Regions from separate parts of the Homo sapiens genome. Here region 2 is linked to region 1. A link is an interaction called in ENCODE POLR2A ChIA-PET data of the cell type or tissue named here. Cell type or tissue: OCI-LY7. All regions are shown on one strand. Links, peaks and the distances in the headings refer to the core of each region. The heading gives the core; the rest is flanking DNA.

Region 1 (16,154 bases), core at 4,449-12,448:
CTTTCAAAGGAATGTTTACAACATGAGTTATGGAAGTTCTACAATCCCAAATGAGTTTTTAAGATATTTGTTATGTCTATGGTCAAATCTTCTACCTCCTGTTCTTTTCTTTCCTAAATGTTGATTTTGAGTCTTGAATGCCCAAGCCTTTCTACTACTAGGGAAATGTATTAGCATAGCGTAGTATTGAAGAAAGAAGGACAGTTAAAGACAGAACATGAGCTTTCTTTTTTTTTTTTTTGAGATGGAACCTCGCTCTGTCACCCAGGCTGGAGTGCAGTGATTCGATCTCCACTCACTGCAAGCTCTGCCTCCTGGGTTCATGCCATTCTCCTGCCTCAGCCTCCCGAGTAGTTAGGACTACAGGCACCCGCCACCACTTCTGGCTAATTTTTTTTTTTTTTTTTTTTTTTGTATTTTTAGTAGAGATGGGGTTTCACCATATTAGCCAGCATGGTCTCGATCTCCTGACCTCATGATCTGCCCGCCTTGGCCTCCCAAAGTGCTGGGATTACAGGCGTGAATAGCTTTCTTTTGGAGATGATGAAGATGTTCTAAAAGTAGTGGTAATAGTGACATATTTGTGAATCTCCTAAAACCCACCAAATTGTACAGTGCATATGGATGAATTTTATGGTACACAAACTGTATCTCAAAATAAAGCTATTATTAAAAAACATTTAAAAGAATCAGACTAAGTAGAATCTTAGATTTTTAGGCCTTAGGGATAATACTACTTTCCCATTTGTTATCTTCATGTACATCTCATTTTTTCCTCTAAATAAACAGAGTATGACATGCACAAAGGATAGATGTGGTAATTCCTTAATATTTATGGACCACTTGAGATATGAGAATCTTTGTTATAAAGAAATTTTTGTTGTAGTAGAATCTGATCCATGTTTTTCTCATACATCCTAATCATGAGCTAGGGTATTAGAGGATAAAAAGCTTTCTTATACTTTATACCTGCTGTGATGACAAGCTAAGGTTTTGGTGATGCCTTTGGCTTGGTCACAACGTGCTTTCAGTGTGTTCATTTGATTATTTTGCAGCATGTTTCTGCTGTAGAAGTCTTCATATTGTAAAAAGCATTCAAGTATGAACTCTTGCCTATAAAACTAACTGTGTTGGATAAGAAATGTTTTATTTAACAGGGATTATGTAGCTCAAGGTTTCTCAAATTTGGATTCATGATCGTCTGTGAAACACTGTATTAAAAGTTAAATTGCCAAATGTTTAGGTACTCACTTGGTGTTGATGGGATCATAAACCCATGTGCAAAGGTAGGCCTTGAGATACTGTGGTGTTATTTGGTTATAAAATGCTTATGAAGGTGTATTAGTTTTATTACTGCATAATACATTACCACAAACTTAGTGGCTTAGTAGTCTGCACATGCTGTGGCTAGATTCTCTGCCCAGGGTCTTAGCAGGCAAAAATCCAGGTGTCAGCCAAAATGCTGTAGTCTTCAGCTGGGGCTCAGGGGCTTCTTCCAAGCTCATGAAGTGTTGGCAGAATTTATTTCCTGTGACCATGGGACTGAGGACCACTAGCTGTGGGCCAGGGACTGCTTTTAGCTTCTAGAGGCCACCCACATTCTGTTCCACATGGCCCACATTGGCAGTTCACAGTGTGGATGTTTGCTTTCTTCCATGCCACGTGGAGAACATCTCTCTGATTTTTTTCCCTGCAATCAGCTGGAGAAGAGGCTGATATTAAAGGGCTCCCCTGATTAGGCCAAGCCCACCCAGGGTAATCTTCTTTTGACCATATAATGAAACATAATCATGAGAGTGGTATCTCATCATAGTGACTGGTTCCATCCACATTTAAAGTGGGGAAGGGAATTATATGAGGGCAAGGGTAATGGGGTATCATTTAAAGTTCTGCCTGTCATATCAGGTAACGTACATTTATGCCATTATACTCTTGATGATTATTAAAATGAAAACACAACATCCAAAAAATCATCAGAATGGGGCTGGTGCAATGGCTCATGCCTGTAATTCCAGCACTTTGGGAGGCCGAGGCAGGTGGGTCACTTGAGGTCAGGAGTTCGAGACCAGCCTGGCCAACATGGCAAAAACCTCTCTCTTAAAAAAATAAATAAATAAGTAAATAAAAATCATCAGAATGAATGGCAACTCACAAATATGCTTCACGACTTCCTCTGTCTTCCTAAAATGATCCCCCCATCAGATTTATTGCTTCCTGTTGCTACTTTTTTTGTTTTATGTGGAGTGAAAATGAAGATTTTAAAAACATTTTATTATTGAACATTTCCTACTCATATACATAGAGAAACTAATACAACTAGTATGAGAATCCTCCATGTTATTTTGTCCTGTAGAATTTTCCACAGTCTGGAACTCTTGTTACAGCATGATTTTCTGTTTACTCTAGTTCCTGTAAATTTGTTAAAGTGAAAATAATTGATGTCTTATACTATCTGGTCACTAGAGGTAGAAAAACTATGTGATAAACAGTGTGTATTGGCAAAATTTATTAGGTCCATGTATATAGAGATATTTCAAGAAGCATATACATTTAGCAGTGAAGCAAATGTCAGGTTTTCCAGATTCCTATTATTGAGAACAGTTTAAGTTTAGTTCAGTTAAAGTTCTTACAGAAAATAGATAACATTTAAAAATATTAAGTGATGTTTGGATTTGCTGAGATCTTTGACCTGAGTGTGTTTGTTGAATCAGGTTTTAGCTTCTTTAAAAGGAAAAAAAATTCTTAAAGGAGAAAGACATTTGAGTTTTGAGTTTTGGAAAATGACCAGATTTAAAAATTGAGGTCATGAAATAATTGCTTTTTTACAGTGAGCCTTTGCTAGTTATTTCATATCTGTATGTTCTCCAAAGACAGGTCTTTTGTCCTTAAAGACATGATGTACTATATTTAAAATCTTTACCTTGGAATATTCTGTTTTTAAAAACGCAACACTTTATATTGTGTTAAGAGAATAATTTTATATGGTTGTCACTGAAAGAAAATAGAAGCAGTTATCTAACTTAAACTTCATTTTGTAGGAAAAGATACCCTTGGGATGAGATAAATAAGAATACAGTAGGTTAGAAGAGAGGATGGCCAACTTTTTCTGTAAAGGTTCGGGTGGTAAGTTTTTTTGTTTTTGTTTTTGTTTCTGTTTTTTTGAGACAGGGTCCAGGGTAGACCTCCCCGAGCTCAGGTGATCCTCCCACCTCAGCCTCCTGAGTAGCTGGGACTACTATGCCTGTCTAAATTTTGAAAAATTTTCATAAAGACAGGGGTCTCACTATGTTGCCCAGGCTGGTCTCGAACTCCTGGGCTCAAGCAATTCTCCCACCGTGGCCTCCCAAAGTTGCTGGGATTACCAGCATGAGCTACTGCACCTGGCCCTCAAAGTGTTCTAAACTATGTGCAAATGGAGAACCTGAAGAGATTTTTCCTTAACCTCTCTTGATACATGTAAGATTGTGTAATTCACTTGATCATTCTGGGGCTCAGGTATTTATTTTATTTTATTTTATTTTTTTTGAGACGGAGTCTTGCTCTGTCGCCCAGTCTGGAGTACAGTGGTGCGATCTCGGCTCACTGCAAGCTCCGCCTCCCAGGTTCACGCCATTCTCCTGCCTCAGCCTCCTGTATAGCTGGGACTACAGGTGCCTGCCACCATGCCCGGCTAATTTTTTGTATTTTTAATAGAGACAGGGTTTTACCGTGTTAGCCAGGATGGTCTTGATCTCCTAACCTCGTAATCTGCCTGCTGCGGCCTCCCAAAGTGCTGGGATTACTGGCGTAAGCCACTGAGCCCGGCCAGATATTTCATCTATAAAATAAGATATACTTATCCCACTCTTATTCCAGTGTTTAAAATTAATTGGAAAAAAGATTAGAGTTTCTAGAATGCCGGGTGTAAACAGTAGATACTCTTTAGGATCAAACTATTTTGAGGAGGAAAGTAGTAAGAAATATTGGAAATCAAGTCTACTTTTCTGAAGTTTTGACAAATCAGTTTGTATTATCTTCAGCTACATTTAGCAAAAAATACTCTAGTAGATTTAGGAACTAAAGTAGGGTCTTGACTGGGTTTGTTTTGTTGAATTAGTAAAACTTATTTATCATAGCTTGCATTTGTTTTAAAACATATTTTGATTAATTATTAATTTATTTTTAATCAGTGTTGTGGCCTGTATGCAGGAACTGATCTATTGGTAGATAGTTGGTGCTAAAGAATAATTCTCAAAGAGTTTAAAAATAAGATTCTCAAAATTATAAACACATGCCAACAATTTTAATTCATTAATTAATGAGGGAACCAGTAAGATGTTAAGGGTCGTTCACAGGAGAATTTGAAGAACAGGTATCTATATGTCTGCCTGTGTATCTGTCATCTATCCACAATCAGAAATGCTGAAATAAATTTGCTAGTGTATACAGCACTTGTTAATATTTTCAAGGGCCGTAAAATGCAATGTTTGCTTATCTTTTCTATAGGCATGTAAGGCAATTATATCACTACCAGACAAAATTCATTTGTTTTGCTATGGACAAGAGGCATTACATTACTGTGTGTTTTTGGCAAGTGAGTTTCTGCCTCTACAGAGCTGTGAGATAGTCTAGTCCAACAGGTTCTCAAACTTTTCGATTTCAGGACCCTTTGACTCTATTAAAAATTGAAGATCCCAAAGAGATTTTACTGTGTAATATATTTATCATGTTAGAAATTAGAATTAAGAAGCTTTAAAACTATTAATTTCATTTAAAACATATCAATAATGAAACCTATTTCATGTTATGTGAATGATGACTTCATCGTGGGTATTAAAGCGCCTCAAAAATTCTACTCTATGCTTGTTGAGAGAGTAAGAGTGAAAATGACAACATCCTCGTGTTACAATGAAATTAGTTTTGAACTCACGAACACACTGAAAAGTCCTCTGGCTCTCCAGGACTCCTCAGATCATATTTTGAGAACCACTGGCCTAATTACAAACAAAAAAGTCAAAGATCATCCCTGGAGGGCCTCTTAGACCACAAATCACACTCCATTGAGAGGATACCCAGTAATCTCTTTTGCCCACTTCTAAATCTTGGGTTTTTTCCTGACAGCAGTCCCTTCTCTGAGAAATTTTGCCGTGCCTAGCATGGGGAATTTTCAAGGCCATTCTGAAACTATTAAGTCAGAAACTTATTTTTTGGTTATAATATTAATTTAGGTTCACTGTGGGGAAAAAAACACAGAAAAGTACATAGAAATAGATAAAAATCTTAATGAAGTTTTAAAAATGCTTTTGATTATACATTACCTGCGCTCTTTTGCATTCTGCCCCCAATTAAATGTTGTCATAAGCATTTTTCATGTAATTAAAACTCTTAATAAAACTCTTAGATGACTGCATTTATTTTCATTTTATACATGGTACTGAGAAATAAAAATAAAATCCTAAGCCTCCCAGTTGACCGAATAGACACCCTGTTGTCCAAGGGGACTCCCAGAGAAACCTTAAAAATTGAATTCCTGGCCATGATGGAATGGGAGATTTGACACATCTTAGTATGCCCCTTCCTTATGAGCCTTTAACCAGCATTCCTTCCTAAGGAGTAAGCAGAAGCCAACTCCAGAAAACAAGAAACGAATGAGTCATAACTTCATCGCTTTCAGCCAATCATCTGAGGCCATGGCCGGACTCCCCATCTTTGCAGTTTCGATGTGGCAGCTCACCAGTTTCACATGCATCCCTTCCTAAAAACTGACCACCATCTCTAGGCAGGTTTTGTCCAACTCTCTCAGGAGGTCCAGTGAGGGTTTTCATGTCCTCTGCTTTGCCTTTTGACATCAGAGGGCTGAAAACTCAACCCTCAGATCATGCTAATGCCACTGTTTTTTGAACATATGACCCATGAATAGGCATCAATATCATTTGGATGTTTGTCCCCTCCAAATCTCATGTCGAAATGTAATCCCCAATGTTAGATGTGGGGTCTGGTGGGAGGTGTTTGGGTCATGAGGGTAGATCCCTCATGAATGGCTCAGCACCATCCCCTTGGTGACGAGTGGGTTCTCGCTCAGTTCAGGCAGGATATGGTTGTTTAAAAGAGTTTAGGACCTTCCCCTATCTTTCTCTTGCTCCTTCTCTGGCCATGTGATGTACTGGCTTCCCTCTTCACCTTCTGCTGTGATTGTAAGCTTCCTGGGCCTCACCAGAAGTCCAGCCCTGTTGCTGCCATCCATGTACAGCCTGCAGAACCATGAGCAAATTAAACCTCTCTTCTTTATAAATTATCCAGCCTCAGATATTTCTTTATAACACAAAAAGTCCCAATACAGGCATGAAGCTTAGTTGCGCATGTGCATGTTTCTCCTTTCATAAATATTCAGGACTCCTCCTATAATCTGTTAAATACTTATATTTGACCATCCCTCTTGGCATACATTTCTGTTCTCTTTACTCCTCCCTCCAAGTGCTTGCTGGATGGCACCTTTTATGAGAAATAAAGCTCTCCTTTCCAAATTTATGAACCTTATGATTCTTCAGTTCACAGTACAAGATAACCATTTTTGTTTTTCCATTAAAATTATGAACATCTTTTCCATGTTTTAGATTATTTTCTTAGGATAAATTCATAGAAATAAATGAAACAAAAGGTGCGTAATTTTCGTTTTTCTAAAAGGAAAGATGGTCCCCGACTTACGATGGTTCCACTTGCAGTTTTTTGATATTACCACTGTGGGAAACCAATATGCATTCAGTAGAAATTGTACTTTGAATACCCATACAACCATTCTATTTTTCATTTTCAATATAGTATCTAATAAATTCCATGAGATATTCCACACTTTATTATACAATAGGCTTTGTGTTAGGTAATTTTGCCCAATTGTAGGGTAATGTAAGTGTTTTTGAGCATGTTTAAGGTAGGCTAGGCTAAGCTATAGTGTTCAGCAGGTTGGTGTATTAAATGTATTTTCAACTTACAGTGTTATCAACATACAATGGCTTTATCAAGATGTAACCCTGTTGTAAGTCAAGGAACATCTATATGACCAAATCATCCTCAAGGAAGATTTTGCAGGGGCCAGGCACAGTGACTCATGCCTGTAATTACAACACTTTGGGAGGCCAAGGCAGGAGGATCACTTGAGCCCAGGAGTTTGAGAGTAGCCTGGGCAACATAGGGAGACCCCCATCTCTACAAAAATTAAAGAAAAAAAAAATAGGAAAAAAAGTAGATGGGCATGGTGGTACACACCTGTAGTCCCAGCTACTTGGGGTGTGTGGGCTGAGGTGGGAGGATTGCTTGCGCCCAGGAATTTGAGGCTGCAGTGAGCTATGATACAGCCAGTGCACCCCAGCCCGAGGGTCTGAATGAGACCCTGTCTCTAAAACAAACAAACAAAAAAACCAACCAAAACCAAAACAACAACAAAGTTTTGCAAATTGACGCTCTTGACAGTGAAAGAGCATTAAAGCATTTTTCACTTCACCATTGCCTACAATGAGTATTATTATATTACAATTATCTGTGATTGGACAACTAGCAAAAGCTATCACATGGTATTTTTGCATTTTAAAAATTTATTAAATATAACTTTCCTCCCTAGGTCATTTATATTTTTCCTTTCTTAAATGGCCTGTTTGCGAATTTATCTGTTTAAATCTCAATGTTTTTGAAATGACCAGAAATGGGAGTAATTAGCAATGCAAATAAGCCAGCACTTTTCATAAATATAATAAGCAGTCATTAAACCCTTTGGAAGGAAACTTACGATATCTCCAGGTACATTTTAAATGATCTAAAATATTTCTCTGTGATTAAGGGTCTCTTGCTTCAGTTTCGCATAATTAATTATCTTAACATACCCTCTCCTCATTATCTGGAGGGAAACCTCAGGCTAGCTTCTGTCATTTTCTTGCCAGTTTGCATTTCCTGGAGTTTGCCTTAGTGTTTTCTTAATCTTAGTAGTTTTCTGCTGATGGTGTGACTGCTACAAAGAAGGCTTTTCTGAAGGCATAAAAACCAGGGAAATGATACATAGTTTTTCCACTGGACTAAACTTGTTTGGAAAATAAGGAGGTAGAACAATGAAATAATCCAAATATTATGAGGAGAGAGGGAGAAGTTTATATTATAATGATTTATGTGATAAAAGAAATGTTATGCCCAGTATATTTTGTTTATACATGGTGTTGTAAAACAGATCCAAATGCTTGTCTAAAATATTTGCAGCATTGCCTGTACAGCACCTAAATTTTACAAAATGCTGTACTTACGGTCCAATTGCCTTTTTGTCAATATATCATAAACCAATATTGTAGGAGAAATGGTTTTTCTTTTAAATGCTTTAGGTTTGGTAAAGCACTTTAGGTTTGCTTTAGGTAATTTAAACAGAGAAATAAATCTTCTTCCAAGCACAGAGAGCTTCATGTTTAAAATTTTAGATGATTGTAATAATCCCAGTAACAGAATATAATGAAGTGTTTCCCAGCACACTTTAGAGAAGACATACTGAGTATTATGGTTCTGTTCAGATTTTATTTTCTGGGACTCTATTTTAAAGTGCTCCATCTGTATTTAAGAAAACACATGCATGCACATACATCCTGTGGCACTCTCTTCTAGGGCAGGTGTTGGTGGGTAGGTCCCTGTGCATTTGTTTGGGGGACACGTTTGACCCAGTGGTGTAATAGTTGTTACAAGAGGATTCTCTGGAGGAAGGCTGCTGCTGCAGAGGAGGAAGTCACATTTGTCTTCTCCCAAAACATCAACTCATTGTCTTCCTAGCTTGCAAAAATGAATATTTCTCCCCAGTTGATTTGTTAATTTCTTGCATCATTCAAATGCCAGATGATTGGACTCTACACAATTGACCGAAGGAACAGAATTTCCAAGAGTGTCAGTTGCCTTTCTGAGTAAAATAATCAGACACTTCACTCACATTCTATGAATAAATAACACCTCCAGTGTAAAATGGATTATGAGATGTTTTATCTTAATTTTCTATATTTCTTGAATTTGCACTGAAAAAAATCTTGTGAACAATCTTTAATATAACACAGAATAATGATTTTAAACAGCCTCTCCCCTGCTATGACTAGTAAAGTTGTGGACTAAAAATATTCAAACATATTTTTCTCATTAATGATGAGTTCCATATTATTTTATGAACTTCTGAAAGATAAATTTTAAGAAATATAAAACACTCCTTTTATTTTCTGATTTAGCCATTCCTCCTTAATTCTTATTTTAAGTGAAATATGTGATTGCTAGATTCACATTTTGTAACTTTCTTTATGTAGGTTTCATTTTTTAATGGGGCTGATTCTAAATGGATAAAACTTTGATACATAGTTTCTAAGATAAAACATCATTAATTTTTACCATGACTGGTAGCTGCTATTGGCTTGCATTTACTGAGGTTCTCATGTTTCTACTATTTAGGCTTAAAAATATATGACAAAGTATGTGATCATAATAATGCCATAATTCATTTAGTATAGTCATCTGGTCGGGAGTTATAAACTTTTTTGAAGTCAGACTTGTTTGTTTGTTTTTTTAAATAGTATTAAATGAGAATTTCTTATACTATCAGTTGTCACAAGGTGAACAAATATAAGTAATTAAGTCAAAGTTTTGAAGCACATATTATGGCTTATGCTGTTGAAAACTCTCCAGTGTTTTAGCATAATGTCCGAGTCAAGTTAGAACACAGGTCTCTGCTAATTGTCATATCTTAGATGATTGCCTGATAAAGATGATTGTCTGGCGTAGCTTGGAGTACCAATACAGGAGACATGTTCTTCCCCCACTTCCTATTCCTTCCACTGCCATGCTAGACAATGCTTATCAAAGGTGACATTCTTTCCTACCCAGCTTGGACATGCCTCATAATCCTGCCCAAGCAGCATTCTAATAGCCACAGCTAGTAAACAAGGGATCTAACTAGTTTGTCAGTGTAGGTAGTAGAATCTTTAAATTTTTTTTTAAAGGCCATTGTTAGTATTTTTAAGAGATCAATTTACATCATTTATTTCAGATGGAATATTGTTTATTTCTCTGTCGCAGTGGCTCCCAATCTTTTAGAATGTTCCTTTTTAATAAAAAAGAATCAGATTCTCACATGACCTTGAATTTCTTTAACACTTTAAATGAATTTTACTTTTATCAATCGCAGCATATAAATTCATTGGAAAAATAGGCATGTGTATATGTATCAGACATTCACATGCTTATGAATGAAGGACCCCTTGTAATACTTCTGCCCCTGCCCCCCATTCCACACACCACCCCCTCCCCAGGAGTAGGGATTAGAAATCGTTAGTCTTTCCATTTTGTCTTCTGTGGTTTCAGTTAAAGTTCTAAAGACGTATTTTACTAAAAGTGGAATTGACTTTTTGTATTCAGGGGAACTTGTCAGTGGTTTTCATATTATGTGCCGTGGAGTCCCAGGATTCCAGAAGATGCCTCAAGGGAGACCCCTCCCTTCCCCCGTATCCCTTCCAGCTTTAAGCAGCCTGTCTGCTTTAAGCTCTTATATATATTGAGATTCTCCATGAGATTTCATTTGTATAAATGATTTCACAGCTTACCAAAAAAAAAAAAAAAAAAAAAAGGAAAGAGAAAACCACTGATAATCCCACCTTGTTTCACACATGATTAAATGCAATGCCCAGAGTATTTTGGGGTTATCCTGTTAGTTAATGTTGAAGCCAGGTTGAGGACTCTGATTGTCTGACTTGCAGGCCACTATCCCTCTACCCACTGCTATTCCTAAAACTAAAGGAGGATGTAAACTGACACCACCACCAGCTGTGAGTGCAGCACATACTTATATGGAAAGAAAAATTGTTTACATTGTAATACCAGGGGACTCAAATCTGTTTCAGCCCTTAAATAAAGGGTTGCAGGGTATACGTATATGTAAATGCTTGTCTTGCCTATGTGTGGCCTTCTCTCACTATTTACGGTGGGTGGAGGGAAGGTGAAGCTTACTTTTATAAATTTTATTTTAAAACACAGAAGAGCTGATGCTGCAGTCGGAAGACAGTTTATTTTTCTCCCAGAGCTGGACCCCTTCCCTGTTGTGTTTGTGACATACTTTGCCTTGTCCTGATTTTAAGCATTGGGCAAGCAGAATCTGCCATCTTTCCTGGATTTCACCATCTATCAAAGGGCAACCTCAGAGCTTGTTTCTCAGCAGTGGTCACCTATTTCCATTATTAAATCAACTTGCTACCAAGATATCAGGCAGATATCACACTTAACGTACCTGGTTTGATTTGGCCTGCCTTTTTTCATCTGAGGCGTTAGCACAAAGCTAAATTTCCCTTTGAAGTTCACTGTGATTCCGAGGATCTTTGCTTCAGTTTACTTTGGAAGATTGGGGCTGTAGCTGATTCAAGATAACTGGAGCAGGTGTCTGGTGACAGTTTGCAAAGGGTGCTGTGTAGACCTAAGTTCTGTGCCTGGCATGAGAAACCTCTTTGTCTTTCTTGTATACGTTGGTTTAAGTTCATGTGGATCACTATGAGGGATGTTAAATGTTTTGCATTTAGATTCTTCCAAGTTGGCAGGTGCAAGGCAGGCCTGGCTGCTACCACAGACCCCTGACGTGCTTCTTTCTTCCTTGCTCTCCTCAGGAAGGTCATCCTATTTGAAGAGATACTTTTCTGTTAACTGTGGAAAAGCCAGATGTCTCACTTTAGGCAATAGTTTCAACTTCGTTTCTTCCCATGTAGTTTGACAGATCGACCTCAACCCTGACCCAGACAACTACTAATCTGCTTTCTGTCTGTATGGATCAACCAGTTCTGGACATTTAATATAAATGAAGTCATGTAATATGTGGTCTTTTTTGATTGACGTCTCTCATCTAGTTTAATGTTTTCCAAAGGTTCATCCATGTCATGGCATGTATTGGTACTTCATTCTTTTTTATTGCAAAATAATATTCTGTTTTATAGATATACCACATTTTTTTTTATTCATGGACATTTGGGTTGTTTCTACTCTTCAGCTATCATGAATAATGCTGCCGTCAACATTTGTGTTTAAGTATTTGTGCGAACATGCGTTTTCACTTCTCTTGAGTAAATACCTAAGTATGGAGTTGCTGGGTCATATAGAGACTTGGTGTTTAACAATTTGAGGAAATGCCAAATGGTTTTCTAAAGTGACTGCACTATTTTATATTTCCACCAGCAATGAGTGAAAGTTCAGGTTTCTCCATATCTCATGTGTTTTTTAAACACTGTATTCTGTTGTGTTTATAAAATGTTTCCTCTTGTCTTCATAGATGAGGGAGTCAGGGACCTGAATGATAATTTTGGAGGAAATGAAACAGATGAAAGTGAAATAAATTATTTTCATATTGGCTCAGTGTAGCTGTGGAAACCTTTCAGCCCTGAGCCTACAAACCTTCCTGTTTGACTGGATATGACATTACCAGGAGTTTTACTTTCCTGCCTTTATTGTCCCTGGAGAGAAAAAAGAAATATGTCTTTTCCACAGCTAGACATGGAAGGTTCAAACAAATATAAAGGACCCCTGAGTTATTAACAATTCCATGGGAACATGTGCTTGGTGTATGCCCAGAATAGTTCCTTTCAAATGATTCTCTTGGTGCTTCTGCACTGTTCTTCACCAGAGTGTAACATAAGAGCTGAATCAAGGCTTGTTCAGTCAGTGTTTGGAAAAGAAGTGGTGGCTGGATGCTGGTCAGCTGGCTTGGGCTGTTGGCAAGCTTGCCACCGACCATGCTTTCTGCAGGCGGCAGCCGCTGCAGGCTTGTTAAAGGCCTGCACCAGGCCGAAGTGTTTGCATTTGCCCTGTCGGAGCTCAGGATAACAAGGCCTTTCATAATCCACCACAGTAGTAAGCAGGCAAGTCCGGTGGCTCTGGAAATGTCCCAGTACACCAGCCAAAGGCAAAATCCCAGCTCCTTTGCCCTGTGTGACAGCCGCGGGGAGTAGGCTAGGGTGGGGGTTGAGGTAGATAAGGAAGGAAACACCAAGGAATGTCATTTTTGTTACATAAATTGATAACTCCAAGTGCCTTCTCGCTACAATTGATTGCTTTGGGTCATATATTGACAGTAAGCAATTTGATTATTTGCCTGCTGAAATGACACTATAGCATGAGAGGTCAGCCTCTTAGGACAGCCTTTCTCACGTTCCTCTCATTTTTATTCTTGCTGAGCGGGACCATATGAATGACAGGCTTGTTTGCGAGGGTAGATTTCCATTCCATTCATGCACCTTGCAGACCCAGTCACTCTTCTTGTGGGTGGAGTTTGCTACACACAGGTGGAGTCTAGAAGGTGAGGTCCCCAGGGCCTCCCAGCCCTGTTTGAGCTGATTTTCTCTTCCTTGAGTCTTGTCCAGCCATACCTCCTCTGACTTCCCAGGGTCCCTCCCTAAAATGCCTTACTCACATGAGGAGAGGACCCTGCATTCTGACCTCCTCTCCATTAATGCTGCCTGTCTCAGGCACAGTTTTTCAATGTACTGTGTTATTTCTGTATTTCTGTCAAGTCAATATCATGCTTTTATTAAAATGACTTTGAGTGTGTGTGTGTGATATTTTTGGACAGCTGCCTGTTTATTATACTCATGCACATTGTCTGTATTTCATAGAGTAGGCAAAAAAAGGATTTTAATCAATTGCAAGAGTCAATTTCAGGCAGGACGCAGTGGCTCATGCCTGTAATACCAGCACTTTGGGAGGCCGAGGCAGGTGAATCACTGGAAGTCAGGAGTTCGAGACCAGCCTGGCCAACATGGTGAAAGCTCTTCTCTACTAAAAGTACAAAAACTAGTTGCTCGTGGTGGCATGTGCCTGTAATCCCAGGTATTTGGGAGGCTGAGGCCGGAGAATAGCTTGAACTGGGAGGCAGAGGTTGCAGTGAGCTGATATTGCACCACTACACTCCAGCCTGAGGGAGAGAGCGAGACTCTGTCTCAAAAGAAAAAAAAAAAAGTCAATTTCATATCACCATGAAGTATTGGAATTCTTTAAGATTAGAGTAACACTTGATGTGTTTCCTGTTGACTAACCGTTTGTGTGATTTCTGTAGTAATTAAGGTGTTTGGCTTAGTTACCTCAATTGGAACTATAAAGAATTGAATTTTAAGTATATACTATGTGTATGTCTATATAGTTTTTTTTTTTTTACTTGTTTGTAGCCCAGCGATGCTTGAAAGTTGAGAGACAATACCTCCCCAAACACCCCAATATAGGAGTTTCCAGCAGTTTTTAGTTTTTTAAAACAGATATTTGATCCACGTTTGTTTGTCTTGCATTGTGTTTGACCTGGTCTTGGGAGAAAAAGAAACTGTCTGAAATGGGCTGGTTTTCATGGAGGCAGGGGTGAGGTAGGGTAACCTGGCTCTTCCTAGTCTGAATCTGGGCCTTTTTTGTTGCTGACCACAGTGGGCTTGGAGAGGCAGCCTGCTTGTCCTGCCAAACCTCAGGACTGCTCCCTGTGTGTGTGTCTGTGACTGATTTCTTAAGGGCAGTAAGGATTTAGAATTTATCAAGCACCATCACCATAACACTTCATGTACCCACCTTCAACTTGAGTACTGTGTCTGCATTACAATTTTACTACTGAAAATCTTCCTTTTGTGTCTTTTGAGATTTTCACTGTAGATGGGCTTCTGATTATATCAGTGTGGTGTAACCAGAGTTGGTAAAAGTTTGACATTTGATTTTTTAAGATATAACATGTCTATGCTGCTGTTATGGTATTGATTAGCAATATGTAGCTATTTAAATTATAATTAATTAAAGTTAAGGGCTAGGCATGGTGGCTCATGCCTGTAATCTCAGCACTTTGGGAGGCCGAGGAAGGAGGATTGCTTGAGGCCAGAAGTTCGAGGCCAACCTGGGCAAAATAGTGAGACCCTGTCGCTACAAAAAAGTACAAAAATGAGCCAGGCACAGTGGCTCATGCCTGTAATCCCAGCACTTTGAGAGGCCAAGGCGGGCGGATCACAAGGTCAGGAGTTTGAGACCAGCCTGGCCAATATGGTGAAACTCTGTCTGTACTAAAAAAAACCCAAAAAACAAAAACAAAAATTAGCCGGGCGTGGTGGTGGGCACCTGTAGTCCCAGCTACTTGGGAGACTGAGGCAGGAAAATCACTTGAACCCAGGAGGCGGAGGTTGCACGCCACTGCACTCCAGCCTGGGCGACAGAGCGACTCTGTCTCAAAAAAAAAAAAAAGGATCAGGTATACTGGCATGTGCATGTAGTCCCAGCTATTTGGGAGGCTGAGGAAGGAGCATCACTTGGGCCCAGGAGTTGGAGGCTGCAGTGAACTATGATTGGGCCACTGTACTTCAGCCTGGGTGACAGAGGAAGATCTCATCTCCAAAAAAAGAAAAAAATTCAAGATTAATTTCCTCCGTCAAACTAGCCATCTCATATGTGCTCACTAGCCACGTGCAGGCTAGTGGCTACTGTAGTAGATGGTGCAGGGATAAAACATTGCCATCATCACAGAAACTTTTACTGGACAATGCTGACTGTAAACTTTTTTCTGCCCCAGAGGGTCCAAGCAAGACATTAATCACAGCAAAACAGAAGCTTTGCTTAGATGAGTTCAGGTACTGGAAAATTGCTGTTGCCTGTTCCTAGCCTAGAGAGAGATAAATAGATGTGCCATTTTGCTCCAATTTTCTCTGAGTAGTGTTTCCTTGCTGTGATTTCATTTGTTTCTAAAGGGGTGTGAATATTCAGTAATAAGACTTGCTCATATTCAAATGCAAGTTAAATAATCTGAAACAATATGTAAATAGTTATTATCTACCATTCCTTGACATTAGAACTGATACTTCCATGTCCAAGAGTGAAATCAAGATAAATTAAAATTACACTAAGATTAGATTATCACTATTATTTTCTGATGGCACACACATGTATGAGTTTCATCTTATGTAGGCTTTGTCCTTTGGGGGAGCTAGAGTTTATTTTGGCTTTAATGTCTGTCTGTTGGTTTCTGATTCTTTGGAGATATTTTTAAGTCTCGGCATTTGTTAGCTATCTTTACCCTGAAATTTGAATTCACAAGTTATAAATTTATAAATACAAGAATGGAGCACAAATATTCCCTTCCCCCGGCCCTCCACACATGACTGCCAAGCTATTAATGTTTTTATATG
Region 2 (16,154 bases), core at 4,040-12,039, 130 kb after region 1:
GAGAGAAGGTCAGAGACAGAGAAAACAAGAATTTAAATGTGTTAGCAAATTCAGAAATAGAGACCAGCTCTATTAGTATAGCTCGGCCCCAGTGGGTTATACCTCTAGTGGATTTATTGATATAAAAAGAATAGGAATTGGGGACATGTATTTGAAATAAAAATCCGCAGCCTAAACTTTGTTAGTTCTCTTTTCCAAAACTCATCACTCCTTTCAGCAAGCTTGTATTCATTGGCAATGTGAATATGCATTATGCTGAATTGGATGCCCTGTTTTATTATAGCAGGATTGAGGAAGTCAGTAAAACTACAGCTAAGAGTCAATATTTTTCTCCCCTGTGTTACCATGATTTTCGCGTTCTACTGACCCCACTCCCCTTAAGATATTTAATACTGAGATGATAACATTTGCTTTCATATGCCTTAATAATTGTTTACTGAAAGCATAAAATACTTCAAGTAGCCTTCTGAGGGGAGATGGGAGAAGTGATTCCATCTGGGGACAAACCCTGGGTCTGACAGCAGCTCTTCCTCACAGGTGAGACCCTCCCTTCCAGCCCTTCGGCTGGTTGGATGTGAGCTGGCAAACCTAATTCATAAAAGCTGAACTACTCTTTGTCTCACTTCTAATTTGTGAAAAGAGGCCATTTGAATATTTATTTTTTTCCTTGTATTGCTAAAGGACCATTTTAATGACAAGATTCTGAATCAACTACCAAACAGTTACCATTCTCCTCCACAAGAAGTCACTCAAACTTTTGTTCTGTGTTTAGAACTGTGAGTGTAGGCTCTCTTCTTCAGTCTCTTACGTAGTTAATAATAACATTGTTCATCCGAAGCCCACTCCAAGCACAAACATCATTTAGCCTTTGAGTTGCTCCCTTTGATGGAGAAGAGGAATAATATTTACCTAATAAAGATCCTCATAATCTCTGCCATCATCCTCAGTCAATTTTCTTTTAGAGAAAATGCTTCAGCTTTGAAGACTCTCCTGTTTTCATGTCCAATTGTTTTCTCGTGTAGAGCACAATGAGCTACAACAGAAACTGGAAAAGAAAGAACGAGAATGTGATGCTAAGACTCAAGAGAAGGAAGAGATGATGCAGACCTTAAATAAAATGAAAGAGAAACTTGAAAAGGAGACTACTGAGCATAAGCAAGTCAAGCAGCAGGTGGCGGACCTCACAGCACAGCTCCATGAGCTCAGCAGGGTGAGGTCTTCCGCTCAGCTCACGGGCAGCTGCCAAGGCCTCACTGACCCTAGAGCCCCTCACCCTTAAGTAGAGAACTTCATACTGGGGGAATAAAATCTGAAATGGCTCATGATTCATCACAATTAGGAGACTCACTCCCTCTGCTATCATGTAGGCAGCAGAGGCTGTTTGGGGGTGCATTTTTAAATACTGTACAAATCTAAGAGCAAAGGAAATTGCATTAGCTTCTTAAAGTGAAAACTGACTTCATGAAAACCAGACTGTCTGTGATGGTGCAAGAAGTGAGAGAGATATGAATGCATCCCAGACAAGTACTTGAGTGTCAGGTACAAAAGGTTGATGCACTGGAGTCCATAAAGGCCCAAAAGAGTCCATTCGACTTTACCGATCCTTTAAACATTCTCAGAAGGGTGAATTTCTCTATAATAAACATTTTAGGCCAAGTTACAGACTCTTAAATCATTCAATGAATTTACTTCTTCCATTGATCTTTCTTTTCCTATTTTTATCTTTTCAGAGGGCCGTCTGTGCTTCAATCCCAGGTGGACCCTCGCCTGGAGCACCAGGAGGGCCCTTTCCTTCCTCTGTGCCTGGATCTCTCCTTCCTCCCCCACCACCCCCACCTCTACCAGGTGGGATGCTTCCCCCTCCACCGCCTCCCCTCCCTCCAGGTGGCCCTCCTCCTCCCCCAGGGCCTCCTCCCTTAGGGGCAATCATGCCACCTCCTGGTGCTCCAATGGGCCTAGCACTGAAGAAGAAAAGCATTCCTCAGCCCACAAATGCCCTGAAATCCTTCAACTGGTCTAAACTGCCCGAGGTGAGCCATTTGTTCCAGTTTTCCCTTTAATGGATAGCATTAGCAGCTCATTGTGTTATCACTGAAAGGGAAAACAGCCCTGGCTGTTAAATGATTTCATTTTCTAATGTGGACCAAGAGTTCTCACTAGCTCAGATATTTAAGTGATAAAGCTTCTGAAATAAATGACACATTGTTTGAAACCCGTCACTTTGAGTGTCTGGTAGACTGAAAAATTTGGGATAGAAGCACTTTTTAAATAACCATCCCTGTTCTTTTTATGTATAACTGTAAACTATAGCACTTATTACATTGATGTTTCTAGAACAAACTGGAAGGAACAGTATGGACCGAAATTGATGATACAAAAGTCTTCAAAATTCTAGATCTTGAAGACCTGGAAAGAACCTTCTCTGCCTATCAAAGACAGCAGGTAACAGCATATGCCCTCCAGACACCAAAAAGGTAGAAAAATCATGTCTTATGCATGATCTCTGGCCCATCAGCCATGGCCGTGATGTGACCGGCATATGAATTCTAGGCTGTTGGATCTACCCTGTGCATGTCCGTGTCTCCGTCCAAGTGCCTGTTAGTTGTATGTGAACAGTCGAAGATATATAAGCTCCTTGTTAGGGAGTTTCATATCTGGTATATGTCTAAGACCTTGTCTCTATTGGTGTAAAGAGTTTTGTATGCTGTCACTTGTATTTAGTCAAAATGGTTCACCAGGAGAAAGTAGAAGAGTTAAGTAACTTAAATTGTCACCCCACAATGTTTGTATCTAAAGCTATTTTGGTTCATCTGAATTTTTTAAAAATACATATCAAATGGTTACCATTTGAAGCAGAATTCTTTGTGAAATGGATGGAATTTTTAGAAGTATGGAGGTTTTTAAATGACTATAATTTGGCCAGTAGATGGAACTTAGGAGTTTTTACTATATGTCATGAACAGAAGTGGGGTTGTAAAGACCGAGCAAGTGGGGAGATGGTAATGGTGCAAATAGGACCAGAGACGCTACTGAAAAGTGAGCAAAGCTTTTGTAATAGTAGCAAAAACATGTGATTTGGTGCCTGCTGGCACTCCACATTGACAAGGCATCACTATGTGAGCCCCAGTCACATCTGTGTGGTACCTCTTGTTCTTCAAGAGGGCATCGTGATACAGCCTCTTAAAGTTAGACCAGAAGAGAACACAGCAAGGTGGCCAGGTCTGGAGAGTTTCAGAAGAAAAAAGAAAAGGTGGAGTAGGATCCCAAATAATCAAAGCCTTGAGAAGAGAAAACTTGAGTCCAGTAGTGTGAGAAGAAAGATTCTTAAGTATGACTGAAGAGGTGGAATGATGGAGAGAGCAGAGTTCATCCTAAACAGGAACACACGAATGCTGGGCCTCTTACGGGGCTTTCCTTGGGCTTTACTGAGAGGCCCTTAACTCCCAGATGAATCATGGGTGGAGCATCCTTAAACAAGCAGCAGACTTCCTAGTTGGTTTCCTTGGCTTAGTCCCCAAGAAAGAGTGTATCAGAAAAGAAATACTGAGCACCAAAAGAGTAGATGGACTCAGGCTAGGGGGAGAAACAAAAACTAAGGGTTTCTTGTTTCATTTTGTTTTGTTTTTCAAAATGGCCTTTGATACATCTGAAATGGGGGGGAAAAGCCAATATTTAAATGAATATTTTTCCTTAAGAAAGGGAAAGCTTTTCTGCAATGCCTTTTATGCTACTTTAATAAAATACAAAAATAGAGGCGGTTGCCTGCCATAGTGACATGAACCCTTAAAACAGGAGCCCTCAGCTGCCCACCCCTACTGTAAGTAGAAAGGCAAACTTGGGCAATGCTATACACACCAAATAAGGGAAGATGAAAAAAACACAATGAAGATAAGGCATTGGCCAATAGAAAGCAAAACAATTTATCCTTCAAAGGACAAAAGTTGTCTTTAGAGTCCTCACGTGGCAGGGACTGTGACCAGACTCATTCCTGATTGGCTGCAACATGCTGCCTCTTTCTCTGTCTGCTGTCCTGAGAAGGTGTCTCCTTGGCCTTGACATGGAATCTTGATCCATTTTAGCAAATTTCCTGATAATTCAAATAATCTTCTAACCTGGCTACATGTCCCATTGCTTTCCCACTTCAGTTTTGATCGCTGATACTGTTCCATGCTGGTTGCCTAATATGAAGATTTGAGAACGTAGAGAAGTAAATTAAAGGAAGGAAAAGCAGCAGTTGTTCCAAATGATGCTATTCAAGTCTGAGCATGTGGGTTGCATTTATTATAAAGGCAGGTGGTTGAAAGACCTAAGTTTACAAGACTCATAATTAACTGGCTTTCAGCAGAAGGTGCAGAAGGATACTGCCAAAATGCTCTGGGACAAATATGTGGACAGTTCTCAAGAGCTCTGGGAGACAAGATTGCAGAAAGCCTAGCAATTGGGTAATTGTCTCCTAGCAACCAACACTGTTTAAGTAATCAGTATGCATTCCAGTCAGGAGAGTCCAGAACATTTCAGTTATACTTAACACTAAGTAGACCAGTAAGTAGAATCAGTTGTGACCATATTTTCAATAGCACTTCCTGGAGAAACATTTCAGCATACCTGATCAGCTTGAGTAATTCAAGTAGGTTTTCTCTTTTGGTGCAAGAATTTGAAATGAGAATTTTTTAACTGTAAATATATTTTCTAAATAAGGATAATTTGAGCCATTTTATTGAAATTACTGAATTCTGATAGAAAATCCAAAGATGTGGACACTTTAGTTGGAATATATAGGACACAGTAAAGAAAATGGGTTGCCTGTCATTAAATGTCCCCTTATCTCATGACCAATGGAAATACTCAAGACCTATGCATTTTCATTTCAGTCTTGGCAGTGCATTATATAATTCACTTGAACTGCTCTCTTTTCTACTCGCAAATGAATACTCGGGATCTATTTTTTTCCATGATGTCTCCTTTTTCCTCCCTCCAGAGTCATGACACCCTGTTCAAACTCTCTGGACTTCAGCCAGTTGTTTGGCTAGATACAATTCTCAGAGAGGCAAAGGAACATTACAAAGGTAATGGCATGAATACCATTACCTGTATGCATGCAACAGGAACCCTGCACAGAGTAAGATTTTGGAAAAATCTCAGTAGTGTCGGATTAGTATAATTTAGATGAATACTGAGAAATGACACTTAGGGGATATATACAAACATAAGTGTATATGCACACACATATATGCTTACACATATCTGCATAAAATATATCCAGTTGATGTGAGGAATCATTAAAATGAGAACTTATATTGTCTGCTTTGTATACAAAGTACTTCAAAGGATGAAAATGTGTTAAATTTTTGCACAGGCCCACAGTGTAACTTACAGTATAAAAGCAGAGATGAGAAAAAGCTGTAAATAACTATAATATGGACTACAAGATGATAATATTAAGCATCCATTACATTCCTGATGCCAAGTATGATATGCACAGTTCCCAATCTCATCAACCTTAAGATTTAGTTCTCAATGGAGCTCTTATACTTATTTTCTTCCTTAATGCTCACCCCCAACTCTATGAGTAGATATTCATATTTTATAGATAATAAAAACATGGCTTGGTGTGTATTTAGTAACTCCAAAGGGACATAATTCCCAATTTCACTTTGCTCTTCCCCATGGTTTTTACTCATTATAAATGTCAGACTTTGTATAGGATTTTCTTTCACTCCAGCTTTAAGAACAAGACTACTCCTATTCAGAATTTTTTTTCAGTGTAAATATCAAAGGTGTGCAGAGCTGATTATGTAAGCTTATGTGCCACATGAAATGGGATCTAATAGCAGGCAGTTATTTCTCCACTCACATTCCAAAAGTTCATTTGAAAGTCAATGTCTTGAATCTCAGGTCCTCTTTTTCTCATTGAAACTACATTATACATGATTTCCAGGTCAGCCACAAAAGACTGATTTAAATGGTAGCACATTGCATAGCAGTACTTTTCAGATACAATTAAACAATATTCATCTCCGTTTTATGGGAAATTTTCATCCCTAGATGCTATAAATTCATTTCTCTCTATCCATACAATTGAATAGAGGGGAAATGAGCTAAAGGCACTACATTTACCTAAAGGGAGTCATATCTCTGTAGCAACAAATTCACAGTTCACTATCTCTTCCTTCCCCCTGATCTTTGCTTGAGGACAGCCCTTCCTTAAGGATCCTATTGTCATCACATTGTAAAACTTCTCAAAGCCTCTACTCTGGGTTAGGAACAAAGAATAACGGTGGTCTCAGGCTCCAGAATCCAACCTCTCCTGCTTATATGTAATACACAAGACATTTTGGGGGCTCCATTTAGAGCATTCAATGATACCTTCTGATTTTTTATAAATTATCAAAGAATTTTCCTTTTTTATTCTCTTTACAATTTTTATTCTATAGGTATAATTTTCACATTGAAAAATGTTATGATTTAAGATATTTATTTCAGTAGGCTTGATCCTTAGCCATGGCACATGAAAACAGAAGAGAGAAATATAAATAGTGGTGTTGTTTTTTTTTTTTCTTAAGACCAAATGTAAGTTCTGTAACTGAGCTTCATGATAAGAGTTAATCAGATGTGGGGTTTTATATAAATATAGTGTTTGAATTTTCCTGGATAGAGATTCATAATTTTTACCAGATTTACAAAAGTCTCAAAAAGATTAAAAACCATTCATGTAAAAGTTATGATTATCTGTGAAGTGTTGAGTCATTATCCCATTGTGGAATTCAATCTATAGCACTATCAGCACTGCTTCCTGAAAATGCAAGTCCCAACTTCCTATTTATACTCCAAGCCCTAAGCTTTATGCCAGAAATTGCCTGGAAAAACCAGACATCCTGTTAGGTGAAGCCAAATATAAGTGATTCTACCACATTTGACCCAAGCCAATTAGAAGTATCTTTTGTTACTTCTCTCTGATTTTTCAGTGAATAAGCTTTCAAAAAGAATGTTAACCTACTTGAAATAGGCCTGGAAGCATCATTATTTCTAACATGCCCCTTTGAATGAAACTCATAAGCTTTATGATTTTATTTCTAATGTGCCAAGTAAAGGACTTTTAAAAGAAGTGGAATCTTTAGGGTAATAATTGAAGAAACTCTTGCTTGGCATTCTTCATCCTCACCTCTAGAAAGAAAATGTATTACATAGTTATTAACTATTACACTTATTGCTGATGGTGGTCACAAATTGGAGATCTTGACCAGCTGTTTTTTCAGCTCAACTGAAAGCAGAGCCAAAGGGGAATAAGTGGACTTGATCATCAGGTTGAAAGATGAAATAATTGTATTACTGTAGCTTCCAAGTACTGAGCTCATACATATGTGTCAGATACCTATGTGTCAGGTACTATACACAACGCATTACGTGATTGTCATGTTTAATCTTCACACCAATCAGTTGTTAATTAACCACATTTTACAGACAGATAGACTGAGCCCCAAGCCACACACCCGGTAAATAACAGTTGCCTGATTCCACAGGCCTCTACACTAGAGGTCAGAAGTCTTAATTTCCTGCCACTGGGAACTCATAAAATAGGATGAGTTGCCAGTGAACTTCAAAAAAGTTTCTTCTTTGAGGGTCAGACAGTAAGAGCAGAATCTCTAAGTTCAACTAGCAACTCTCTCTTTAAGAGAAAAAAAATAGGTTAAGATGACTTCATGGAGTTCACTTCGCCATAGTCTTTTTTGCCCTTGAAAGGAAACTGCTTTTACAGGAAGAGTCCTAAGGAGCTTCAGAGTAGACAACTTGGCAGTTATAACAGAGACAAAAGAAAACTGGGATATCAGAGGAGTATCCATTGTTTTTTAAATGCCATTCTAGAAAAGCAGTCCCCCCTTGTATGGCTAGAGCAAGGGGAGGACACATTCTGTTTCTCACTAGAGGAATTGTGTGAAACAGCTCATCTGTGTAAAATTGGCCTTGGCAGTGCTGCTGAGACCAGTGAGACCTTAAGGAATCTGCTGAGCAAATGCTGGTTGTGCAAGCTGTTGGCCCGAAAACTGGGGCGTGTTTTGCACACCAAAGCCTTATTCATTTCAGCATTGCAAAAATATGCAACGTATGCTGTAACTTTCTCACAGCATGTCAGTTACCTCTTCCTCGTTCCCTTTTTCATTCCAAGTCTTTTCTAAAAACTATTTCCAGAAGAGACTGTTGACCTTGTATGCTTGAACAGTCCTGGGGCAGTTAGGACAGGGCCACGAATGGCTGCACAACACACGTATCACTGATTTTCTCTTAATTGCATGTTCTTTTTCCTCATACCTACCTGTAGCACCTACAGGCATTATTTGCACTTTATAGGGGTGCTGAGGGTTAATATTACTGACTTGAGTTGTTCAACCTGTCTTTTCTCAATCCTTCCTTATAACACAAGATGACAGGAGATTATTTTCATCAAAAAAAGTTTATTTATTTATGTATTTTTGGTTTTCCTATTAACAGTAGGAATAGTTTCCTCAAGTTGATGGGATTGATTTTCTCCTGCTTCAAGTAAAATCATCATGTTGAATAAATGGAGCCAGTGGTCATTTCAAAGAGGATTTATTCCTTTCCCAGCTTGGGTCTTTCTCAGGTGTTTTAAGCCCTGTCTTTTCTGAATTTGATTTTCCACCATTGAAAATTGGGTACAGCAAATGTCATCGTCTTTCTCTACCCTGAATGCTTAGTATTGTGCTCTTCATGGTATTCAGCCAAATTTTCTCATCTTCATCAACTCTCATTGATGATCCCAGGGGCATAAATCATCTCTTACCCTACATCACTTGTTTCCTTGACTGCTTTGACTTTCCCCCATTTGTTGCTGTGACTTCTGAACTGCATATATCTGATTTGCCTTTTCCATGCCTCTGCCATGGCTGTAGGATTTCTTTGTGAACAGTAACTCCAAGCAGGTAAGTGAGCTACTACCTAAAGCTTGCTTAATATAACTCCTTGGCTCACTGTAAGCTTGAAATCTCTTCGTTATCCAGGGTTTTGTTTTTGTTTTTGTTTTTTTACATAGTGTAATCTAATGCCTAGGTAACTCCACTTTGGATTTCAACTCTTAAATGAGTATCTAGAGGTTCGCCTGAAATTTTAGCATGAGACAGTTGACATTTGATCACCTAGTGCCTCACAGTATAAATTCCATATTGCCTTTGTTTTCTAAACTGTTACACAGTTCTAGAGTTCTTTGGTTTCTTTACTTTTTTTTTAATGCTACCGTTATTGGTACAATAATTTATATAATTGTTTTTTTCCTCCTAATTCCTGAGTGGGAAATATATGAAAAAGGCTTGATGGTGTATATAAGACTTGGACTATTGTCTTCTGATAGTTATCAAGTACTTTTTATAGATTGCATAGGCTGCAGTTGAATTTAGATGCTTGATATGCTTAGTGTCTGAGCAAGCCAGATTGCAGTCACGTCACTACAAATTCATTTTCTTTTTAAGCTGCAAAAATTTAAACAGTAGTACAGACTCATGTTAAAAACAGCAGTCTGATCCAAGATTTTGTAGTTTGTAGAACTGATAATGTTAGATGTTCTCCATAAATTCACGAGGCTTAGTAGGAAAGTACGTAGAATTTTTAGAACTTAAACAGACTTTAGAGGTACTACTTTAATTCAGCCCCCTCATCAAATGAGGAAACTCTGTAGGTAAGTTGAATGAATAATTCAGCTAAGATTCTTTATCTTTGTGTAAAATGTAGATACAACTTTGCAAAAGAAAGAGCTACTTAATCAGTTTTCTTACATTTTTAAAACACTGTAACGTTTTTAATTGATTCTCACTGCTAATGAAATCAAACTTGCTATTTATCAAGTTAGCCTTGAACTTTTTATTATTACCAATACTCCTGATGCTCAGTTCACTCTAACAGTATATTATACATATTTTTGGTCTGTTCCACCTGAAATTATAACTGGCCATCATAGCTTACAGATTTCTATACAGCAACAGAATATGCAAGTAGCCTTTTATTGTTAGTTCAGGTAACTGAACTCATGCCTCAAACTGCCCCTTCCCATTGTCCATCAGGCTCTGGAGTAATGAAAGTTACCATCTGGCTTTGGGAGCTTCCTGTTGTACATGAAGATGTTTGGGAGGTTTTATCGTTTAGCTTTTTTGAGTGCTCACAATGCAGATGGTTCTGGGGTGAATGGGCCTTGCAAGTGGCTGGACCGGCAATGGCAAGCCTCAGCTGAGCCTGATTCATAGTGACAGTTCTTCTGTCTGCAATCCATAGGAATTTGGGGGACAAAAGGAGGGCACCACTCACTGATAATTTATGCACACTTAGCATCTTCAACTTAGAAGCACTTTGTTCTTCCAAATAATGCTTTTTCAAATGTGGGTGGTCAGCTTTTCTTATTATTTCCCTTTACCAACTAGACTGTAGCCTTTGTTTCAATTCCATCATTCTCCACACTTCCCACCATTTCAGCCTTGCCCATGTGTATACGAGTGTGTGTATGTGTATATGAACAACAATGTAAAGGAAAGTGTGTATCTGAAGTCTGAATGTCCCTGTTGGACTTTGATGGATTTCTTTCATGCTCTTTACAGAAAGAAGCAGATGCCATTGATGACACTCTGAGTTCCAAACTTAAAGTTAAAGAGCTTTCGGTGATTGATGGTCGGAGAGCTCAGAATTGCAACATCCTTCTATCGAGGTATTGTTGATGTTGAATAAACATTTCTAGTAGGACCAACATTTCCATTCTGTGGCTCAAAACCACATGTTAGTGATTTTGTTTTAATTGTACTCTGCTGAGGTACAGTTCTTTGGATCCCCTTCTGTTAAAATGAGAACAGCTCTTGGTGCTTACTTTCCCTAGTGGAACATATCAGAGCTGGATGCCTTCTTTCTCAAAGTTTAATTTCCACAGACCTCTAAATGTAAAGGCAGAACACCCTGAGTCAATCTTTTCTTCCCAGAAAGCCTGTAACATCGACTTGACTTTTATTTACACTTCTTGGCCTTAGAGATATTTTGGTCATTTAGTAGCATTGTCACAGAATCAGGACCAACAGATGAAGGCTCTTTGTTTTATTTTGCTTTCTAATGTCACCTTTTTTCATTTCAAGGTTATATGATTTCATGTTCTTTTTGAGCATTTTTATAGCTAAAAGGATATGTAAATCTCAAACCTCCGTGAAAAGCTAATTTATCCAGTTCAGCCCTGTTCAGAAATCTTTCTCATAATTAGTGAACCATCACAGCCTTGGAACTTGAAAAGAAGAAAGGAAATTTGGGAGCCTGGAATCTGATTGCAACTTCGGGCAATGTTGTCAGGTTTTTCTGGGCATTTCAAATAGCTTTTCTGTATCTAGTTTCTTCTTTTCTGTAAAAGGAACTTTCACATTAGGCAAAGATACCTAATGCTTATGGAGTGAGTGAAGATGTAAAGAATCCCGAGTTTGGGGCTTTAAAGATAAGTTACATTCTGGAAGGAATGTTGTATATGCATTGAGGCTGGTATAAGGTGACTTCTTTTTCAGGGACTATGAAGAGAGGGAAAGTAGTAGTCCTTATTATTTAGATGTTCTTAGAATGAATTTCTTTTAACACAAAGAGCTAGTGCTTGGTTTTCATGGAAGTTGATTCTTAGCCAGATATGTATTACTTCAGGGAGCAAATGTTTCTTTTAATGAAGAGAAATTTAACCTTAGTGAGATCTTTGAATTGTAATGCAACTAGTAAGGTAACCTGAACCATCCTGTTAACATTTTACTTCTGCCTCTGGCTGAAAGCTGTGTAAATGGCCGTACCCTGTGTTTATTCTGACTTTTGTTCCATGAACTATGCTCAGGTTAAATAAAATATCTATCTGCCTCAGGAAGCCACCACTTAAAATAACTTGAAGGTCTACTTATTTTTCTTCTACAGTAGTCCCCCCCTTATCCACAGTTTCACTTTCTGCGTTTTCAGTTACTCACGGTCCAGTACAACAAGATATTTGGAGGTAAACTGCATTCACATAACTTTTATTACAATATATTGTTTTAATTGTTCTATTTTATTTTTAGTTATTGTTGATCTCTCACTGTGCCTGATTTATAAATTAAACTTTACCCTAGGTATGTATGTATAGACAAAAAAAACATAGTCTATGTAAGGATCAATACTATCCACAGTTTCAGGCATCCACTGGGGGTCATGGAACATATTCCCCTCCAATAAGGGAAGACTGCTGTACAGTGTAAACAATTTGTTTTGTTACCTTTTTATAAGTAGTATTCCTAGTAGCAAAATTAAATTAACTTGGGGAAAGTTGTGGAGTTTTTTTTACATCCTAGAATTTCTCTCTATATTTTATGCTTGTGCCATCCAGATGAATGCTTTAAAACACTTGGTGAAGGGAGCTGTCACAGAATTTCTATAGTGTTGAAATGCCTTTAGAGTAAAAACTGTGACCTCGTTCCTTATTGACAGATTATTCAGTAGTACTAAGTACCAACCAGGGTAATTACACTAGATATAGATAAGGTTACATCTCTTTCTGGCAAATTTCCCATTCTGTTATTGAGGGAATTAGTTCATATTTGTGGTATGTAAATTCCCTTGTTGCCCTAGGCCCTGACACTTTTGAGGTGACTTAGAACTTGAATGTATCTAAACTCTCTTAAGACAGTTTTAAGAACTGGCCTCGTATCTGTCAGATTATCAATTAAAATCCAGTTTAGTGTATAAGTATTATTACAGTGAGCACAATTTAAAAGTGTGTGTGACAAAGTAATTTTGAGTCCCGTTTGACCTGCTGGCCATTGGGCTGCATTGATAAGGATCTGAAGCCCTCTCTCCCATGGATGATTCAGTGCCCCGTCCTTTTGTGCTCACTGGTCAGTTGTTTTACTCTCTCATCAGGAAAGCACAGAATGACATGTTAAATGTGGTACAAGTGAAAAAATTAGGCAGATTTAATTATAATTTGTATTTTATTTAGTTTTTTAACCAATCAGCAGTTTACTTTTCATTCTTCCTTTTTTGTTGGCAATTTATTACTATGCACAAAAGGAGCTGGGGACATAAAAGGAGAAAGAAGTAGGAAAACGTGTTCAATACTTTTTCTCTTAGTCACCACTTTGGAGCATTTTTTTGCCCAGCACCGTGCTGAGTGCCATAGGACATACCAAAAGTTAAGATAACGTTGCTGCCTTTGAAAGCACATGGCTAATTGGAGAAGAAAAATGACACCTGTGAGAAGATTTGTGCGCAGTTCAGGGCTTACACTGGTCTGACTGAAGGACATGGAGCCCGGCCATGTAGGAGGGGCACCAGCAGGGCTTATTGTAGAAAGTAGGCCTCAAAGGCAAAGACTGTTATATGACAAGAGGAGGGGCCGGGAAGGTGGTGTCAAGGAGGCGTGCAGCAGCAAAGATGTGGGAGGGACATAAGCACAGTTAGTAGAGAGCCCTGCAATCCCGGCAGAAAATTATCAATTGGATTGAATGAAACCAGGCAGGAGAGCCCGAAATTCAGGCATTGTGCATTTATAAGGGCATGAGTCAGCCCAGAATCACATCATAACCTCCTCATCTATAAAATGAAGATCATGAGGGTAGCAGCCCTGCAGCGGCTTGTGAGAATTCCTCCTAGGATGTGTGCAGCCCTGGGAAGGGTGCCTGCATGGGAGCTGCCCAGTCAGTGTCCTATTTATGTATCCATGGGATCAGAACTGGTGCCTTTTGTTCAGTAGGAGGACACTGTGTGTTTGTTTAATAAGGTTTTTTAGTTTGGTCTTTTGGTTTCGCAGGACAGGTTAGAAGGGGTTAACAGCTGGACCAGGGCAGCCATCAGATAAGGGCCTCTGTTGTCCAGGTGAGACCTGATGACTAAGGACAGCCTGGAGAGAGATGAAGAAGCCCTTGAAGGCTGATTTTATGCTTGGGGACAATGAATAGGAATGTTTCTATGTCAGCATTTCCTACCTTCTCACACTTACTATCTTTCTTTCCTGATTATTTCATTCCCAGAGACTGGTGAACTTCTCTATTTCTTATCTTGCTGTCTAGGATTTATCTCCTGGCAATGCCATCATTACACCAAAGTTCACCACAGTGAAAGCCTGTGGCGTATTCCATGGGCTGTATTTTAATGAACACTTGTGTTCACAGTATTTAAGATTATACCTTAAAGGTCTTCTTCATATTTTACAAATGTCAGTGGACCTTTTGGTCAGGGGCACCTGCCACAGCTTTCTCTGGAGCCAAGCAGGCAGTTGGAAAGAGGCCAAGGCAGGGAGGAGGTGCCAGCACTCCCCATGCCTGAGTGAGTAGGATATTTGCAGCATGAGTGACCAAATCATTCGAAGCTCTCAGAAAGAGATGGCCTAAAAGGTGTGCATTTGAATGGGGAGCTCCAGGGCACCAGGGACCATACCTTTCATGGGAAGAGAGTAGAATGGGCACGTCTTAGAGACGTTCCTCAGGTCCTCAGGGAATAAGCAACTTTTCTACTGGTATGTGTGCATGGGTGACATGTAGCAATTTAAAATTTACTCTGTTTTATTCCCCAAAACAGACCTCGCTGCCAAAGGCCTGGGGGTGGCAGCGGGGGAGACAGAAACTTGGAAGCAGGTTTATATTGCAAAATGAACCCACCTGAAACACAGTTTTATGAAGTGTTCTGCCGTTCTTTTTTTCCAGATGCTCACTTAGCACAGCAGCCTGGGTGTAGTAAACCACAAAAAGCTACTCTAAAGTAGGGGGATTTGGCCTAAATCCACTGAAGCAGAGCTAAGGCTGATCTAGCCATCCATCCTTAACTTATTTTAATTACGCCTGGATGTTCCAATTCTCTTGGCAAATTTTTGAAATACTTGAGTAGAGCAACCTGGAGTTTTGAATACTGTTTTAAGATGGCTGGTTTGTTTCCTGCCTTGTAAAGAAAGTTGGAGTAGATATCTCAAAAGTTGCCACCCTCTGGCACTTCAGAACACTGCCAAGCTTTAAAAGCAATTAATTACAGAGATTAGAGACTGATTCTGTGGATGACAGATGATACTAAGAACTCTGCAACCTATAGAACCATCCCTGAGGGCGGGGTACCTTTCTCCCCTTTCCCTTAAGGTAGGGTTTCTTTGATCCAACAGGACGCGTGCATAGCATTATGTTGACAGGTAGATTTTCTTAAGTGCTAGCCATTAAAGTCTCCAGTCTCTTTGTGGGCCACATTAAGAGAAACCAAAATTGTTTTGAATTAGAGCTAGTGTTTAGTCCAGACAGCCTCTGGGGGTTGAGGAGCATAAATATATACAATTTCAAAAGCAAGAAGTTCTGTGCTCCATATGGGGAGCTAATGAAATGCAAATCTGATACTTCAAGTATTGTTCTCGCTCTGATTTTCAACTCCTTTTCTTTTAAATGCAAAACAGAAGGACTCAGCAGAACTACACCATAAAATGGTTTCTTCAACTCGGTGTGAAAAGGACACAGAACTAATTTTTTTTTTTTCTTACAAGCAGAGCTCTCCTCATGATTATAGATGTTTTCACAGCCAGTTGGTTTTCATTAGTGGCAGTTTCAGCCCTCCCTATTGTTACTGTTCCTTGGCCTTGCATGGCCACACAATGGTGTTTGGACTTAAATTGACTCAAGGGCCTCTAGTGTCCTGGAGTCTAAGGCTACCCAGTTGAGGCCCTGATGCTGCGAGTCGGTTTTTCCCTGTTGTATACTTTACCCATGCCAACTTAGCTAAATTGTTCCATTTAAGTAGGGGGAATTTTCTAACGCGATATTCTGGGAACATGTTCATGAGGCAATGATTGTCCCAAGAATGACGAAAACCATCTGAAGAAGTCTGCCAGGACAAGGGCTGCTGTAACGGCGTAGGGGTTATAATGGCAACACAGCTCACATAAGGTGATAGAACGGGCCTTATTTGTCAGCTTAAACAATTTTGCATTTTGTCTAGATGCTTTATTTGGGTTTGAGAACATGAAATAGAAGAGAATGGTATGAGTACAGTAGGATTCCCAAATTTTTTCCTTCTCTTCCCTACTTAATGGCACATGAAATAACATTCAGTTTAAATAGCAAGGTGGATGGTTTTAACATAATCGGGTCCCAAATCTAGAGAAAAAGACAAGCCAGAGGCATCCTTGGTGGGGTGCCTCATCCAGC

What was found. Peaks named below come from ENCODE experiments on the same cell type or tissue, not always from the same donor. Only the 100,000 strongest peaks of a DNase experiment are listed, where the experiment ranks them.
Region 2: POLR2A ChIA-PET joins it to region 1 with 7 read pairs; 2 of 35 experiments call an interaction of 5 or more read pairs at or near these places.

What each region holds. Positions count from the first base shown.
Region 1 is chr14:59,202,769-59,218,922 of GRCh38, forward strand. All of the region lies in intron 1 of DAAM1 (dishevelled associated activator of morphogenesis 1), which reads left to right. Among named protein-coding and RNA genes, the nearest start is that of DAAM1, 22 kb to the left of the region's middle. In OCI-LY7, for the core only: no CTCF peak of the experiment used is centred there; a DNase peak (open chromatin) is centred at 8,653; H3K27ac peaks cover 1,082 bases.
Region 2 is chr14:59,329,479-59,345,632 of GRCh38, forward strand. It overlaps DAAM1 (dishevelled associated activator of morphogenesis 1), which reads left to right. Exons shown (of 25, transcript NM_001270520.2): 13 at 1,023-1,210; 14 at 1,731-2,030; 15 at 2,335-2,442; 16 at 10,596-10,702. Among named protein-coding and RNA genes, the nearest start is that of GPR135, 130 kb to the right of the region's middle. RefSeq lists enhancers at 1,088-1,137, 1,540-2,348. In OCI-LY7, for the core only: no CTCF peak of the experiment used is centred there; no DNase peak of the experiment used is centred there.